2 separate regions of the Homo sapiens genome follow, and region 2 is linked to region 1. The links are chromatin loops, found by intact Hi-C in ENCODE. Cell type or tissue: heart left ventricle. All regions are shown on one strand. Links, peaks and the distances in the headings refer to the core of each region. The heading gives the core; the rest is flanking DNA.

Region 1 (8,518 bases), core at 259-8,258:
ATCGGCACAACCCCCATCATTACCACCACCACGCACACCTCTCTGATGTGTAATAAAAGAAACCTGCAGGCATAATTTGTTATGTAATATGCTGATAATACAAGTTTCGGTTTTCGATGGAAACCAGATGTGGAGGGACTCTCTTTAATTGATCCAGCAAGGGGAAGACTAATAGATGAACTAGTCCTTGCAAACCCCAGTGGTGTTTTGATTTAACTTTAGGGGAGAATCCCGAGCTCAGGGCTTTGGAGAGGTTTTTACCCTCAGCTTCTGCTTTGCTGCAGCTGTCCTTTTTGTCAGACTCTTCCTCTTTTGAAAGAACCGGTTCGTTGCCAACACAAAGCACATGGCCGGAGCTGGCGGGGCTCAGCGAAGCTTAGCTCTGCTGGACTCTCCTCCTCCTTGCCTCGTCCGGCTGCTACCCTCCCCTCCACGCCACAAAACAGGGTCTGGCCAGGGGACTTGGGTGCTGGGAGGAGTGTTGATTGTTCTCCCTCAACTCCTTTCTGAAATGTCAGTCTGATCATCCAGGGAGAGTTTCTGTTTAAACTTGTCCAACGGATACACTTTCCAAAAATCATTGACTCTCTTTCTCTGATTAATTTGTTTGTTTCCTGCCTAAGTTTGAGGGTTTTTTCTGGATGGCTGAGTCACCTTTATTATGGCTCAAGGTTGGGGACGGCACTGTAATAGCTGACCCCATTAACAGCAGTTTCATTGCCTGCCTGGATGTGAACTTTGGAAACAAACCCAGAGGCTTAGATATGCTGATGTACCCTGAGACTTGCTTAGAAAATTTTTGTTGTAGCGCAGTTTACATTAACATGATTAATGACTGCGCCACTGAAAAGTCCATATTCAAAAGCAATTTACCGTTCCCTAGGGTTCTTCTTACAGTGAAGTATTTTTCTTTGCCAAACAACTTTGTTTTAAGGTAACTTCTTTGATGCTTAATCCAAACCTCCTGTGCACAGCGTTTTGGGGCAAGATTTGGGCTTCGTGTATTGCGGGTTGTGGTTTTGGTGGTGCCTGTCTTAACCTCACCGAACTTAGGTCAGGGAGAACTCGGATTCTTATCTAAGAAAGTTCTCTGAGATCCTGAGCAACAGAGTGCTGTGCTGGCTAGGATGGGAGGAAATCTTCCAGAGGAAACTTGGCTTCTGGGTGTCTTGGAGTGATGCGAGGAGGCTGGAGCTGAAGATTTTATTTTCTTTCCCCTCACAGTGATTGGAGATACTTGAGCTTTTCTGAAAAATAGAGACGTCCTTGGGTTTTTCTTGTCGTTTTTTTTGTTTGTTTGTTTTTTTGTTAAATGTGGGTTGATTGAGAGGGGGAAATGCTGATGGGTGGATCTGAAAGCAGCCTTAGGAACCCGAGAAAATAAAAACACGTTTGAAGGACTCTGGAAGATTTTGCATTTCAAAGGGTCTACCTTGTAGAATTTCACATCACGTCAGGGGTTACAGAGGAGTGTGACAGGCACCCCCGCTTTAATGGTTCTCCGTCTCTCCTGCTGTGGGGGCTGCACGGGGAAGCTGGCTTTTGCATGGGGGATGGGGGACAGCTTGGCCAGACCACGCTGGACTATCATGGAGACCACATTGCCTCTTGGGCATCTGTAAGTCTCGGGAAGGACTTTTTTCACGGTGCCAGTCTCAGGAGGGTGAAAGCAAATCATGTTCGTAAACAGCCCATTTGACCTCAGAACGCAGTGGCAGGCTAACTCCTGACTTCTCCACTCACTCTTTTTGTTCTCTTGTTAAACAAAGAAACAGATTCTTCCCCTGCGCTAGTATAATATGATTCCCAAGGATTTAGCTGAAATGGGTGCAGATTGTTCAAAGAATAATGGCAGCACCCACTGGTTGTTGAAGGCCCACCCTGGGCCCTGGGCTTTGTATACACTCTCTAATTCTCAAAGCAAACCTGCAGTTACAGCTGAGGCTCAGAGAGGCCAAGTAACTGGCCCAAGGCCACATAGCCGGAAGGCAGAAAGCCAGGAAGGAGCTCTATTCCTTCAGAGCCTGGTTGCTTTCCATATGCCCTGCTGTGTGTTCATATGATAGAGGCACTGGGTTCTGTTTTATCTCAAAGCAGAAATTTTGTTTAGTCTTGTTAACACCACAGAGAAACCTAGAACTTTTAACTGCCTTTTCCCCTCCTCTCCCCTCTGCTATGGCTGTGTGTTTTTTTGTTTTTTGTTTTTTTTTTTTTGTTTTTTGGAGTGATTGGAATCTGTATGTACTGTAGGACCAAAGGCAGTGAGTGCCATAGTTTGGGAGGCTGAGATGTTTTGCTTCAATCTCAGAAAAGGCAGATTCACAAGAAAACATTTCCAGTGACCTTCTGGGGGAAACAGGAAGTAAACCTGGCAGCCCACTGGAAACACCACCATTTATTCAGATTCCATTTTCCATTCAGAGAGATTCTTAAAAGTGTTTCCAACTTTTTTTTCTTTTTGCATTTGTAATTCAGATGTCTCAAAGTAAATTATGATGTGGTGGTTGCCACTCCAGGTCTGTACAATATCATATTTTGTTTACGTGCCTAAAGTAATCAAGTAACTGAACACAATTGTATATCCTCCAGTGTGACTGAACTTGGTACGCCCCAGCCAGGGCTGGGCAGCGGCCCTGCATTCTGTCTCAGACAGATGGTTCTTTGCAGGTTGCTTCTCGGGGGGGTGTGAGTGTGCGTGTGTTTTGAAGGAAGAATAAGGAGACCCATCTCTAGCAAGGCCTGCCTGGCCAGGCATGCTGTCCTTTCTGCCCCTGAAGAGTTTGTAGGAGCGTGCTGGGGCCCCTGTGCTCTGAACTTCTAGAAGCTAGAGTAAAGTAATGGTTCTGAATATTGGCTGCACATTAGAGTCACCTGGGAAGGTTGGAAAAAAAAAAAAATCCAGATGCCCAGGCTGCATTCAGGCCCAATTACATCACAATCTTGGAGAGGGGGGCAGCAACCCAGCATTGGTATCTTTAAAGTTCCTGAGTCGATTCTCTTGTGCATCCAAGACTGAGGAGTGAGGGCTGTAATAGACCCCATGCATACCTACGGGTCGGTTCCTTAGTTTCCCTATTCCTTAGCAGGAGATTGGGGGCTTTCGTATTCGGGAGCGGAGCAAACCTATTGGCATTTGCTGCTGCTGCTGCTGCTGCTCTGTCTTGGTGAAGTGGCATCTGAAGGGCACCCATCCCTAGGGGAAGTGTCTGCTGTGGGCATCATCGAGGTCATTTCTGTTTCTGCTGGGCCAAGATTCAGCACAGTCCCTTTGAACCACCTTCTTTCCAGATTGAAGGGGGCAGATTTTACTCAGGCTGTGGTTTCAGGGCAGTTCTCATGCAGGCCCTGCCTCCCCACAGTCCTAGTGGTCTTGTTCTTTCTGGGGATTTGGCATACCGTGTGCCCCTGGGGCTCAGGGGAGGAAAGATGCAGTTAGGTTCCAGGGCATATCCTGGCAACTCCCAGTGAGTGGTGAGTCTTTTTCACCCAGGTTTGCAGTGAATGTCACTCTGTCAGCTCAGAGCCTGTCTTCCTGTGAACATACTCAGGATTACATTTCATAGAATTGTGTTTAGAATGGCCAGGGGGCTTGGAGAGTGAGAGCTTCTTGGGCCTGCTGATGTAACCTTCTGGAAGAGAAGTCCGATCCTTAAGAGGTGAGGTGACTCTCCCAGGGTCCCGTAGCCAGTTGTCAAAGGTGCAGACTCTGTCTCCTGAGTCCCTGCCCTACTGCTGTGTTCTCATGACGTGGAACCTTAATTCCTGCTTGCAAGACAGCCTGCTTTAGCGTAGACCAGCAGGTGAACTTGATCATTGCTCACAGAGTTCATTAGCCAAGTGAAACATGCTACCCATCCCCCGTCCCCACCCCCCAGTCCCAATGGAAGGTGCTGAAACCTTGTAAAGGTGAGCTTGCTGAAAAAGGTTTTGGCCTCTTTGCCAAAAGTGTGTCAGTCTGCCCGGCTGTGTTGTGGTGGTGGTGAGTAGTGAATAAGGGCTCTTCCCCCTGTGGGGAGTTGGGTTTGGGCCGAGTGAAGGGAGAAGAGGAGAATTGCTATTTTTCTCAGGGCTGCAATTTCCACATTCATTTAGCAGACATTGATTGGACATCTGCTGGGTGTCCAGTGTGGAGCCGGGCACTTTGCTTCATTAGTTCATTTAATCCTCAGCACAACCTGTGGCTCAGGGACTAGCCCGATTTCATTGCTGAAGACATGCTGCCTGCAGAAATCACTCACCCCAGGTTGGGATTTGAACTTGGCCCAGCTGACCTCAGCCCTGTATTCTTTCTACCACACCCTGCTGCTTTTCCATCCAGTGCTCACCAGGGGAGGAGAGTTCCTGCTGTAAGACACGTGCATTGCCCAGTGGGCGTTCCCTGGCAACTCCTGCCTGGGTGCCATGCTGCAGCTTCTAGGAGGGGGCGTGGGTGGGCCCTCGAGCTCCTGGATAGCTGGGTTTGTACAGGTCCTGTCTGGGGCCGCTGTGTGTCCTGGCAGCTGGACTGTGCCTTGTGCAGGAGAGGCGGCTTATGCAGGTTCCAGTTGCTGCTGCCTGCCCCCACCCCGTGGAGGCCACCCTCCCTCCCAGGCTGCCCTCTGGCTGAAGCCTGAAGCACCCTGACAGACAAAGCCCAGCTGGGAGAGGCCTCGGCCCTGCCTGGAATTCCCCTTGCTCTGGCATTGGCCTTGGCCATGGGCCTGGGAGCAGAGGGAGGTTCTGTCCGCTGGCTGGGAGCAGCTTCTCTGCATGTTTGGAAGTGGAAAGACTAAGTTCTCTGCAGCTGGGTGTCTCCATGATCTGGGTGAGGAGAAGGAGCCTGGCTCCTGAGCCCGGGGGAAAAGAGGTCTGTGGTTTTGAGTCTCCAGAAGGAGTGCAGGATGCGGGGAAGCCCCTCTGTGGCATGATCCTGGGGACCGGGCCGTAGGAACCGCTCTCCCCTGTAATCCCTTTGGCAGTCAAACGATTCAGTTTCCTGGCTGGAAGGTAGTGGGCACAGACTGCCTACTTGCTGGACCTAATTTGCCCTGTAACCCTCACTGGGCCTCTGATTTCTCACCTTGCTGGTCCTGCCACCCAGCGTTTTTAGGAAGATCAGTTTAGAGCTTGTTTGAGAAGCCCCTTGCAATGGGCGTAGTGCCTTGCAGAGCAGTGCCAGGTAGGAGATGAGTGTGACTGGGCAGGCAGGGGTTCTGCTGCAAAGCCCATGGTCGGCTGCATGCCACCTAGGTGCTTCTTGTGGCTGCAGGAAGAATGGGACTGTTTGGCGTCACAGAGGAACTTTGGGCAGAGTCTAGGTGAAACCCAATTCTGTATCATCGAGGGCAAAAGTAGCATTCAGCTTTGGAATCAGAAGCCTGGGTTCAAATCCTAGGTCTGCCCTTTGCCCGCCATGCCATGTGCCTTTGAGCAGGCGACTGTCTCTCTGGCCCCCATTCCTTCTTCTGGAGTATGGCAGTGCTGACAGCACCCCCAGCCAGCCCATAGGTTCGGGGCCCTGAGTGAGACCACACCTGAGGACACTTAGAGCCCACCAGACATTAGTGAGTATCTCACGCAGCCTGTGGCAAGCGCGTGCTGTTGCGAGGACTGAAGGGAGGCTGGAAGGACATGAGTCAGGCAGGTTGCCCTGAGGAGGTCAGTCAGTGATGACAAGATACAGGACAGAGCAGAGGGGACTTCAACTGGAGTTGGGCTTGGCTGGACGGGTCAGGCTGGGGCGGATAGAGCCTTTTCTCCTCCAGCATCTTCCTCTCTCAGATAGCGTAGGGTTTTTTTCGGGAGGAAAAGTTGAAAGTATGCATTACAGTTTAGTTTGCAGTGTGTCTGTTACCAAGAGTTGAGACTGGTGAAATCTAAGTTTTCTCTCTAGGAAACGAAATCTTTTTTTACCAAAAGTGATTTACTTTTGCTCCTAAGCATAGAACGTTAAATGCATGTATGGGTCATGATGTGGCCTCACCGTCTTGGCTCTGCTGCCACCGACACTTCTGTGAATGAATTCTTTGGAAACCAAGGAATTAATGGCTGCATACCTACCTAGACTGAGAGTGAGGGGCCCACTTACCACCTTCTGGATTCTCTTTAGGTGCTTTGCAGTGGGCATCTTTGTTTTTTGTTCTTCCTCTCACGTTGGGGGAGCTGCCTTGGACACCTGGAGTCAGCGTCTTCCGGGTGCGGGTTATGTGGTTGCAGCTGGAGCGCCTGCCCCCAGCTCGGCCTGCGGTGTGATTCCGGCTGCTTCTAGATCCCTTTGCCACCTGAACCTGACCTCAGTCTGCAGGAGCAAGAGCTCATCTAAGCTTGCTGAAGCTTTGAAAGGAGCCCTTGGCTTGGAGGACAGAGGGAAGGGTCCAGGCTGTGCCGCTTGGCTTCTGTTGGTGCAGGCCTCTGACTCCTGACACGCCTATTCCCTGGGTCTGGTGAGCATCGCGCCTCATGAGTCTGGGGCTGGCTGGCATCCTGTGGGGTGAACAGGATGGACAGTCTTGACTCATGAGATTTCCTGCTGCACTTTGGGTAGCTTTGAGGGACACCCCTTTGTATGGAGTGTGAAGACTCATGCTGTTCACTAGGTTCTGGGAGGGGGCCCTGACTCCAGACTGTGACAGCCCCTCCCCTCTGGTGCTGGCCCTAGAGCGTCCTTTCCAGAGGACCCACCAAGGTGGCTGGGCATGGGTGGCCTTGAAGCAGACCTGCTAGGACAATGAGATCCTGAAGCTTTGTGAGCGAGGGCTGCATAAGGGAGGTCTCTGAGGTGTCTCGGCTGCCTCTGGTCTCATGGATGTGACAGAACTCATCTGCCAGGTGGAGCGTGTCATCCTCACCCACTGTGTCCTCCTTGGGTGTGTCACTGTTCCTGTGATGAGCACAAAACATACCTGCCATGGTGGTGGCCCCCAGGCTCAGTGCAGTTCAATCAATGTGGAGTAACAGCTACTATGTGTGTCAGACAAGTCGTCAGGCCCTGAGGAATTCAGAGATGGATCTACCGAATGTCTGATTTTAGGGAGCTCATAGCTCGTATTATGGACAGTCAGACTGCAGGTTTTTATTGAGGTTCTACTATGTGCTAGACACAGTGTAATAAATGAATGAAAGTGTGTTTACACAAGGTACTGGTGAGTTACACCGTCCTCTGGAAGTCATAGAAAGTCTCTCTAACTGAGCTGAAGAGAGGAGGGCAGGGAAGGCTTCCTGGAGGGGGTGACAGCTGACCTGAGTCTTGAAGAATGAGCAGGAGTTTAGACAGATGAAGAACGGGGAGGAGGAGACATTCGAGACCAGGAGAGCAGGTGTCCCCAGTCACAGCACCATGGGACTGTGTCAGGGAATCTGGGAGACCTGGAGCCTGAGTGAGACGAGTGTAGATTTCAGAGGGGAGCGGAGCTGATCTAGGTCAGGATGGCAGTAAAGGGAAGGGCGAAGGGCTGGGAGAAAGCCCACCTTCGGGGTGACACTGCCCAGGGGCCCAGCCTTTTGACCTTGGAGTGACCTTCCTGGAGAAGCATGAGACTAGCCTCTGAGAATTTTCATCAAGTGCCGCCTTGGCCAGAGTGATGTGGTCTTTGTTTATTTTTAGACAAAACTCTCGCATTTAGCAGGCGCCCTTGGGATTCCCAAGAGCTTCCAGAACTTCTTGTCTGTGCTGCGCTGGAACTAAAGAAGTCAAAGTTCTGGCGTTGTGTGAGTTGAAACAGTCTGATTCAGTGTAAAACTACCTTTTTTTTTTCTTTAAAGGGAAAAACAGGCACCTAACCGTGTTGGTGCGATGGAAGAGGGAGCTTCGGTGCCCCCTGGGCTCTGTCATAGCCTGTTCTCACTAGTGTTCTCAAAGGCAGGGGGAAGCTGCTGACACAGACACTCGAGAATGGCGGGCCTGAGTCACCTGACTCTTGGCGGCCAGTGCGCCTGAGGCCTCCACCGCCCTCAGATGCCAGCCCAGATTCCAGGCCCCGTTGACTGTGTGGCATGTGACCTGGGCCCAGAAGAGGAGAATTAAGAAAAATACTGAACCTGTGCAGAGGTGGAGGCGGAACTGCAGTTAGCAGCCCATCTTAGCTTTGGGGGGTGTGTTTTCCAAGGCTGGTAGGGTTTTGCTCATCTGCATTTACTCCTAAGGGAAGAAGAAAGTGAGTAAGTTAGCCACAGATGGTTTTGATTTTAACAGTAAACCTCTCTGTTCATCTCATTCCCGGGGAGGTTAGCACATGCCTTCACCTGTTAGAAAAGAAAGTAAAAGAGGATCTGGCCTGGCTGCGTCCGCATAGGCCAAAAGTTGAGCAGCAAACTGGAGTGAAAGAGCGTTATGACCAGAAGTAGGAGCAGAGAGGAGATCAGACACCTTGGGCTCAGGAGAGTACGTGATAGTCCACAGGTAAATGAGTTCTAACTTGCTTTGGGGAAAAAAAGATTTTTTTTTTTTTTTGTGATGGAGTCTCACTCTGTCACCCAGGCTGGAGTGCAGCAGTGGCGTGATCTCTGCTCAGTGCAACCTCAGCCTCCCAAGTAGCTGGGA
Region 2 (8,518 bases), core at 226-8,225, 52 kb after region 1:
TGGCCCTGAGGCCAAGTTAGCACAACCCAACCTACAGGGCAGGGGAGAGATACTCATTGTCAGCACAAGTAGATAGGTGTGAAATGTAAGAATGAGTCAGCTGGTTGTGATCTGACAGCAGGCTTGCTAATCGGGGCATTTCGTATCTTGGTCTGTACTTGAGGTGCTTAACCTTTTCTGGAAACCACATTCTGTACTTATGTGACCATAAGGCACCATCGAAAACATAGCACAGAGCTCTCTAGGGCTATAAAGCTCCTCTATCTTTTGAAAATATGAAGGTTTATAGTCCCCCAAGAATCTGGAGCCCTGGGAATTTTCCTTCAAATTTAAGGGTAGGAATGGAAATAAGAACATTTGAGGTCAAATGCCATTCGTATTCCTCTGAGTGTTTTTCTTGCTTCAAGCTCTAGGATCTGTGCACACAGCAGTCTTCTGCCCTTCTTAGTCAAACGGTGGCAGGACCAGAGCCTTGTGAGTGCGAATTTGGGAATTTGAGTCCTTGTCTCTGCATATGTAGGCAACTCATTCTCCTGTTCTTTGTGGCATAGTCAAAAGTCAGAAACTGCAAGCTCAGTCATCAAACCTCAGCTTTGGAAGAGACCTTGCTTACCTAGTCTGTCCAAGACTGTGAGAGAACTGGGCCCAGGGATGCTTGTGTGTTCACCCTCCCATCTGCAGGCAAAGGCTCTTGTGTGTTTACGCTACACACAAATGCACACGCTCTCGTGTGTATCATTTCAGACTTGTGAAGATAATGCTCAGTGGGGACGTGGAGAAGCTTTACATGCCCTAAAGGCTAAAGCAACAGGCGCAGCATAGAACTGAATGGGCTGGTGCCATGCTCTCAGGCTGTGGGCCATCGCGCTCTGCTCAGGTCTGCCAGGGGCTTGGTGTCAGGCTGCAGATGGATGGGGGGCCCTTCTGCGTATCTTTAGGACACAGCTGATGGGCCCTTGCGTGTTCTCAGGGAGAAAGTGGGAGGCTTCACACTCATCTTGTTCATAGGAGTGAGTTAGCTTCTAAGGCCTTTGCTAGTGGCTGTCCATCAAGAGCATGTTGTGTAGCTTGAGAAGGAAGCCCTGAGGGTCCCCATCCTGTCCTGTGAAACCTCTGATGGGTGAAGTGATCCTTCTCCATACTTCTTCCTGGAATTAGCCCAAACCAAAACATAAACACCAACTTTCAGTGTTGTTATGAATTCAAATTTGTAGAGACCAGAATTGTCAACCCTCCTGAAGCTTCTGGGCAGTGGTGCTGGATGGTCTGGATGGGCCGCCATTCGGACAGATGTTTGAGAACTCAGTTCTCCATGTCATCTGCTTTCCAGAACAGCATTTCTCAACATTTTTGCATTGAAATAACCTGGGGAGCTTATTAAGATGCAAATGCCTACCCAGAGAGACTCTGATTTACCAAGTCAGAGACGGGGTCTAGAAACCTGCATTTTAACAAACACCCCCAAAGGATGCTCCTGTAGGTGGCCCAGAAGTCACACTTTGAGAAATCCTAGTCAGAGAAGCCAGGTTTCCATTCCAGCCGGATTCCACAGAGGCTGGCACCCTGTTGCAGCTCTGGCTGAGTCAAGCCTCAGCTAGGAGAGCGTTTTCCAGTACCGTTAATTATCCTTATGATGACTGCTGTTTTTGAGAGCCTACTCTATGCCCTGTATGAGATGCCTATTTAATTCTCATAATAGCTACGAGGAACTGAGTAACTTACAGAGCTGAGGTTTGAACCCAGGTCCTTGCCCTTTCCACTACACCAAGTGACTGTTGCTCAGTAGACTCCTACATCCATGACAATTGTGACTTGAAAGAGTTATAGTTGTTTGTGCAGAAGTGATATTGAATGGAGGGGGCGGGGGCACCCTGTATCCTCTTCTCGGAGGCCTACCGAGGCCCTTTGTATGGTGTGACGTCAGGGCCTAGCGCTTGGGGCAGTTTGCCATGAAAAATTAGCTTCTATTCCTGTTTCTTTTGTCTGGTGATCTGACCCAACAAATCGCTTTCTGTTCCCTGAGCGAATGGGGAAAACACAGGGCTAAACATAGCCTTGATTGTTTTTACTTTTCTCGTATTGTACTTCTCAAAGCGATAAAGATAGAAACAATTACAATATTATCTGCCTGCAGACTGAGCAAGTGGTCACCTGGCTGGTGTTGATACACAATAGCAGTGCTTTGCTTTTCCAAAGTATTTTAGACGTGACTCTGTCAACCCCATCTCCTTGCTGAGTCACACATGGCCACATGGCCCAGGTAGGGCAGACGGTTCAGGGCACAGTCCTGGTTGGACTTACCTGGCCAAGGAAGACTCACCTTTGCCAAGGACAAAAGACAGGTGAGTCCCAGAGAACACCGCATCCTCTTGTAGCTTTTATCTGCAGTTTGCAATCCACTACCTCATTCATGCACCACCAACTAAGGTCTGCTGTGTGCCCTGCTCTGTGCTAGGCACTGGGGAGCCACACTGGGGCTATGCTTGAGAGTCTGTGGCTTAGGAGGAGAAGTAGATGTGTACGCAGATCAGTAATTAAAGTTCAGGTACATACGTGCTGTACGATCACAGAGCTAGGAGAAAGGTGTATCTTCAGAGGAGCTTTGAGTTGGCTTTTTAAATGAGGAGACTCTTGGTGAAAGGAAGATAAAGGCAGGAAAAGAACGGTCCAGGCCTTTGCAAAGGTGTGGAATGTTCTTTGCAAAGGAGTGAAAGAGCTGATGTTTGGGGGAAGCTGCAACTTCTCTTCACAGTTAAAAACTGACTCTTCGAATCTTCCCTACGACAAAGAAATCTTATAGGCCTTAGAGGCTTACTCTGTAACACAGAAGGAGTAGGTCCTGTAGGAATTCATCACCCAGCTCTGATGCCCCTGGGTTTTGGTAGTTACCTCAAGGCCCAGCAAGCTGGACTTCCAGCCTTTCTGCATATAGATCTTATCTGTGCTTGTTCCTGCAGTCTAGTTATTAAACTTTAGTTTTATAAAGAATCGCTGGTGCATAAGAATTACCCTTTTGGGTTGTCTACACAAAGCTGGGGGGAGGAGTTGTACTTTGTGGGCTGGTTCAGGAATTCTTCAAGGATGGTTTTGACTCTATATGATTCTTTTCTGACCTCCACTGTCGTAGGAGGTTTGATACCTGGAGTGTAGGGTTTGTTGTGGGGAATGATGTGGAGATGGGCCCGGGTGCCAGTCTGAAATGCTTGTCTTCTTTCCCGGAAACAGTGGCTGACAGCTGAAGCGAATGGGCCACAATAGGTGGGGGCTTCAGAAAGTTCTCTAGAGGCAGTGAGGAGGTAGGCCTGGAGTAGGGAGGCCCTGAGGGGTCCCTTCAAGAAGCACCAAGATCGCAGGCTGGCCATGGGAAAGGAAGGCAGATGGGAGGGATGGTGTGTTCCTATTTAGCTGGCTCCCGATTCCCCTTTTGGAAGTGATTTCCCTAGAGATGGGGAAGATTCCAGGCCAGTGGTGCAAAAATGGAACAGAAAATGGTATCCTCTGAGAGTGGGATCAACTCCTTTTCATGTCACGGGTTTCCCCGAGGCCTGGCGGAGACGCAGTCTGTAGTATGTCTCAGGCTCCGTGAGCACCGGCCACCCTCGCTGCTCTGTGCCAAGCCCATTGGTTTCTTCCTCAGCCGGCCACATTCCTGGCCCATCTGGTGCCTCAGTGCCTTGTCTCAAAAGAGAAGTTAGTGGCCAGCATTTTGTATGGCAACTTCCTGAAAACCCAGAGGAGCCAACCCAGCAGAGGGCGGGCTGTGGGCCCCCGCTCCGACCCTGGCTCACTTCCTGAGTTAAGCAAGGGCACAGCACCTGTGGGCTTGGCAGTCACATCCCCCACATATTCGATAATACATTTTTTCTCATAGGACATTTGGAGACTATAGAAGAACAAAAGAGAAAAAATAAATTAACCAACCAGCTGTCTGCCAATCCACTATTAACATTTCGGTTTATTTCTTTCTTACCTTTACATACAACAGACATATTTTGCTAAATAGGAATCACACCCTCTATACAGTTTTATATCCTGTTTCTTCATGCTCAGCTTTATATTGTTAGCATTTCCCCACATCATTTAATATTCTTTGAAACTCTGCTTCTTCATGCTCCATGTTATTCCTTGATAATTTATTTAACCGGCCCCTACTGTAAGACGTTTTAACTATGTTTACCATTTTGCTGTCACTCATCATTTTGATGAACATCATCATACATAAATCTTCACTTTTTTCTTAGGATAACTTTCTGTTTTCTTTTAAATCAGATAACTGGGATAGTTGTGACTGTGTCAACAAGAGTTTCTATTTCCTTTAATTTTACTTTATAGCTGGTCACGGTGGCTCATGCCTGTAATCCCAGCACTTTGGGAGGCCAAGGTGGGTGGATCACTTGAGGCCAGGAGTTTGAGACCAGCCTGGCCAACATGGTGAAACCCCATGTCTACAAAAAATACAAAAATTAGCTGGGCGTGTGGTACATGCCTGTAATCCCAGCTACTTAGGAGGCTGAGGCACCAGAATAGCTTGAATCTGGGAGGTGGAGGTTGCAGTGAGCTGAGATTATGCCACTGTACTCCAGCCTGGGCCACAGAGGCAGGTCCTGTCTCAAAAAAAAATTTTTTTTTACTGTATATTAGTTTATTGGACTTTCAACTGCTGACCAGTGTCAAGTTGAAACTGATTTAATAGAATGGTGAATACCCAAAGGGAATGGTTTCCTTGGTGGTGAAGCATGTTTGAACAACCTAAAGCAACTTGCAGGAAGAGGTACTTTGGATGATTTTTGGACGTAATTGATCCAATCCAGTTGGAGGAGCAGATATTGAGACCTGCTGTGTTCAGGCCCTGGGAAATTTCAGAGATGAGATGAACGATGTATGATGAAGAAATTGGATGTTTAGCGACAGTCTTGCTTTGTTGCAGCTGGCTTGCCTGGGCTTTTGGAAGGTTTCTCTCCTGCATCTTCAGCTTCTGAGGCCCTCTATGAATACAGCCTCTGGACAGTTCTACCAGTGTCCCCTGTCAGGGTCCCCAGCCCCTCAGTTTGTATCTCATGACCTTGGCAGGATGCCCAAGAGGAAGGAGTACCACCGTTAGCTCTGCTGACCTTGGCAGGATGCCCAAGAGGAAGGAGAACCACCATTAGCTCTGCCTCGGCTTTTTCTCTGGGCTCCTGGCCCTCCCTTTGGTCTGCACAGGTCATTCCCGTTGAGTCAATCAAGTAGCTGCTGCTTGTGACGCTCAGCTGGGGTATGTCTCTTGGTGCCCTTTGAGGAGTGGCCACTGGTAGTGGAGATAGGTTTGTAGTCCTTGCTGCCTCGAGCACTCATGGGTTAAATCTCAGTTTTCTGCACCTGAGCCCATCTTGCCTGACCCATAAACTCCTTAGGGCCAGGGCCAGAGTCAGGCTCACCCACAGTCCACCTCAGCGCTGCAGTGTAGTGAAAAGGGCCTGCGCTCTGGGGCCTGACTAAGCTGGGTTTACATCCTGTCTGGTGTTAGCTGTGTGGCCTTGGGCTAGTTGCTTAGTGTCCCCCAAGCCTTGGTCTCCTGATCTGGTCCAGGATGGTACATGCACTCAGGGGGCTGTGTGGATTACACAGCCCAGCTGAATGCTCAGTGAGTGATCTGCATTGCTGAGAGACCCGGCGTGCATTTAAATACCTACCAAATATCATTTCAGGTTTCACTTCTATTCTTCTCTTGACTGACTCAAGCCATTCACATGTGCATGATTTATAAATATATATAGGCTCGAGAAAATAGTACTAACAGGTTGTTCCCTGATATCATGGCATATTTTGTAACTTTGCTTTTATACTGTAAACTTGAATACAAGAACTATGTCAAATTTATCTTTGCATCTCCTAAAATTCCCAGCACGGTGCCTGATTCCATAGTAGAAAAACAATAAATAGTTCTTGAATATTTCACAAAATAAAGGTTCGTGTGCAAATGTAGCATTTCATAGCAGGGTTGGTTATTTATTTGTGTATTCAAGTAAAGACCTGAATACATAAGTTTAAGTGGTTCCCTTAAGTCTGTGAAGCCCAAGACTTGTTCTTAGAGATTTTAATTGCTTTAAGTGAAAAATCGAGTGAACACAGAGAAAGTGCTGTGATTGGCAGCCATTGGTGACGCTGATGTTGAGCATTTTGACGGAGGTGACCTAAATCAGTACAAGTTCCAGCTTCTATTATCAGCAAAGGCTTTCAAGGTGGAATTGGGGTGAACTAACCTGGCAGTGCCCCAGCCATCTTTTGGCCTTGGCCATCCGAGCTGTTGAGACATCTTTGGTTGTGGTCTTCTGCCAGGGCATCGAGTCCCAGTCCTGAGAGCTGCAGAGAACCTGGTGGCACTTAACAGATGTCTTGTCCCGACTCTCTCATCAGCCAGGGGCAGGGTTCAGGGCAAGTCGATTTCCCACCCATAAGATGAGAAACATTTTGGATGAAAAATATTGCTTTGGATTCTCCTGGGAGGCAGTGTGGTACACTGGAAAGAAAACCATATCAGGAGTCCCAGGGGTATATCTGGATTCTAGGCCCTGCTCTGCTTCCAACTTCCAACTCAAAGCCTTGGGATTCACTTCTCCTCTCTCAGCCTCAATTTCTCATCTGTAAAATGAGGTTGGACTGGATGGTTTCTAAGGGCCTTTTGGCTCTAAGATACTGTGTTTGAAACGGGCTGTTGGTGTGGAGATAATAAAGGGCTGGAGTGAAGGTCTTCTCAAATCCTGTTTTCTCCTTGTCATTTATGAACCAGAAAATGACAGATGGCGAGACCTGGACAGGAAATGCCCTCTTCAGATTGACCAACCGAGCACCAGCATCTGGGAATGCCTGCCTGAAAAGGACAGCTCACTATGGCACCGGGAGGCAGTGACCGCCTGCGCTGTGACCAGTCTGATCAAAGACCTCAGCATCAGCGACCACAACGGGAACCCCTCAGCACCCCCTAGCAAGCGCCAGTGCCGCTCACTGTCCTTCTCCGATGAGATGTCCAGTTGCCGGACATCATGGAGGCCCTTGGGCTCCAAAGTCTGGACTCCCGTGGAAAAGAGACGCTGCTACAGCGGGGGCAGCGTCCAGCGCTATTCCAACGGCTTCAGCACCATGCAGAGGAGTTCCAGCTTCAGCCTCCCTTCCCGGGCCAACGTGCTCTCCTCACCCTGCGACCAGGCAGGACTCCACCACCGATTTGGAGGGCAGCCCTGCCAAGGGGTGCCAGGCTCAGCCCCGTGTGGACAGGCAGGTGACACCTGGAGCCCTGACCTGCACCCCGTGGGAGGAGGCCGGCTGGACCTGCAGCGGTCCCTCTCTTGCTCACATGAGCAGTTTTCCTTTGTGGAATACTGTCCTCCCTCAGCCAACAGCACACCTGCCTCAACACCAGAGCTGGCGAGACGCTCCAGCGGCCTTTCCCGCAGCCGCTCCCAGCCGTGTGTCCTTAACGACAAGAAGGTCGGTGTTAAAAGGCGGCGCCCTGAAGAAGTGCAAGAGCAGAGGCCTTCTCTAGACCTTGCCAAGATGGCACAGGTAAGAGCCCCAGCAGCCTGGAGTCACCTTGGTGCTCACTGGAGCCTCTGCTGGTTCTGGGCCGTCCTAGACAAGCATAGATTGCCAGTTTCAGAAATACCCAGGAGTGGGTTAATTTCCTTGTTTTTTTAAATCCTATTCAAAGAAAGATTATTTCCAGTTGGTTTTTAAAAAGCGTTTATTTCTATTTACAAGCAAATATTCCCTTTCACTGTGAGCTCAGTGCTAGGGGTACAAGGGCAGGTGGATGGTGAGAGGCGGGGTGTTGGTGGGCAGACTCACTGGACCAAACACTGGTAATCCCCTCCGGCCCTTCACTGGAGCCGTCTCTCCCAGGAAGCCACCCCTGCAGCTGCTGCAAGAGATATACACACACACTGGGGTTCAGTGTCCCTTGGATTATGCTGATCCTGAGATCAGGGTTGTGGGTAATGGTTTCCAAGAGCTAGCGATTGGGGGGACTTATTCCTTTGATTATACTGTTGAAACATGAGGCCATCAGGATGTTGTGATCAATATCCTCTGAGCTGCCTCTGCAATCATCCTTGCCCTTCACTGTAGAAGAAGTATCTGGCCACACGCCCCTGTCACTTGGACTTTATCCTCTTTGTCTTGGAGCTCTGCCTTGTGCTAACACTGATCTTGGATATTGATTTGAATGAGATGAACTTGGAGTTAATACTCTGTCATCAGGAGCGTCTCTGAGCCCGAGAGTTGGCTGCATCTGGTTCTGGCTGGGGATGAGGAAGTGGTGCTGGCCCTTGTGACCTCTGACTCAAGGATGGGCGGATGTGATGGGACACAACACTGTTGGTTCTGTGTTCATCCAGGAGGCCATCGGTTGCTTAATGCCACGGTCTGACCATCATCTTTTCTGGACTTATTTATATAAACATTGGTCTCGCTGGGTTTCAAGGGGTAAAGATCTTCTTGTTGACGAAGATGGTTTCAGAGGGGTTGGTTGGAGGGGATGGCC

The links. Peaks named below come from ENCODE experiments on the same cell type or tissue, not always from the same donor. Only the 100,000 strongest peaks of a DNase experiment are listed, where the experiment ranks them.
Region 2: a loop joins it to region 1, with 2.5 times the contacts of the local background. A loop is called at or near these places in 37 of 110 quality-filtered maps.

The regions. Positions count from the first base shown.
Region 1 is chr10:124,732,740-124,741,257 of GRCh38, reverse strand. All of the region lies in intron 1 of FAM53B (family with sequence similarity 53 member B), which reads left to right. Among named protein-coding and RNA genes, the nearest start is that of FAM53B, 7.4 kb to the left of the region's middle. RefSeq lists enhancers at 7,706-7,785, 7,851-8,393. In heart left ventricle, for the core only: a CTCF peak has its summit at 4,624; DNase peaks (open chromatin) are centred at 387, 4,647 and 7,874; H3K4me3 peaks cover 2,390 bases; H3K27ac peaks cover 7,227 bases.
Region 2 is chr10:124,680,631-124,689,148 of GRCh38, reverse strand. FAM53B (family with sequence similarity 53 member B) reads left to right here. Exons shown (of 5, transcript NM_014661.4): 4 at 6,770-7,542. Among named protein-coding and RNA genes, the nearest start is that of FAM53B-AS1, 19 kb to the left of the region's middle. RefSeq lists enhancers at 167-246, 874-1,375, 1,949-2,028, 2,873-3,844 and a silencer at 5,583-5,692. In heart left ventricle, for the core only: a CTCF peak has its summit at 3,737 (motif pointing right); DNase peaks (open chromatin) are centred at 1,888 and 3,658; H3K27ac peaks cover 3,264 bases.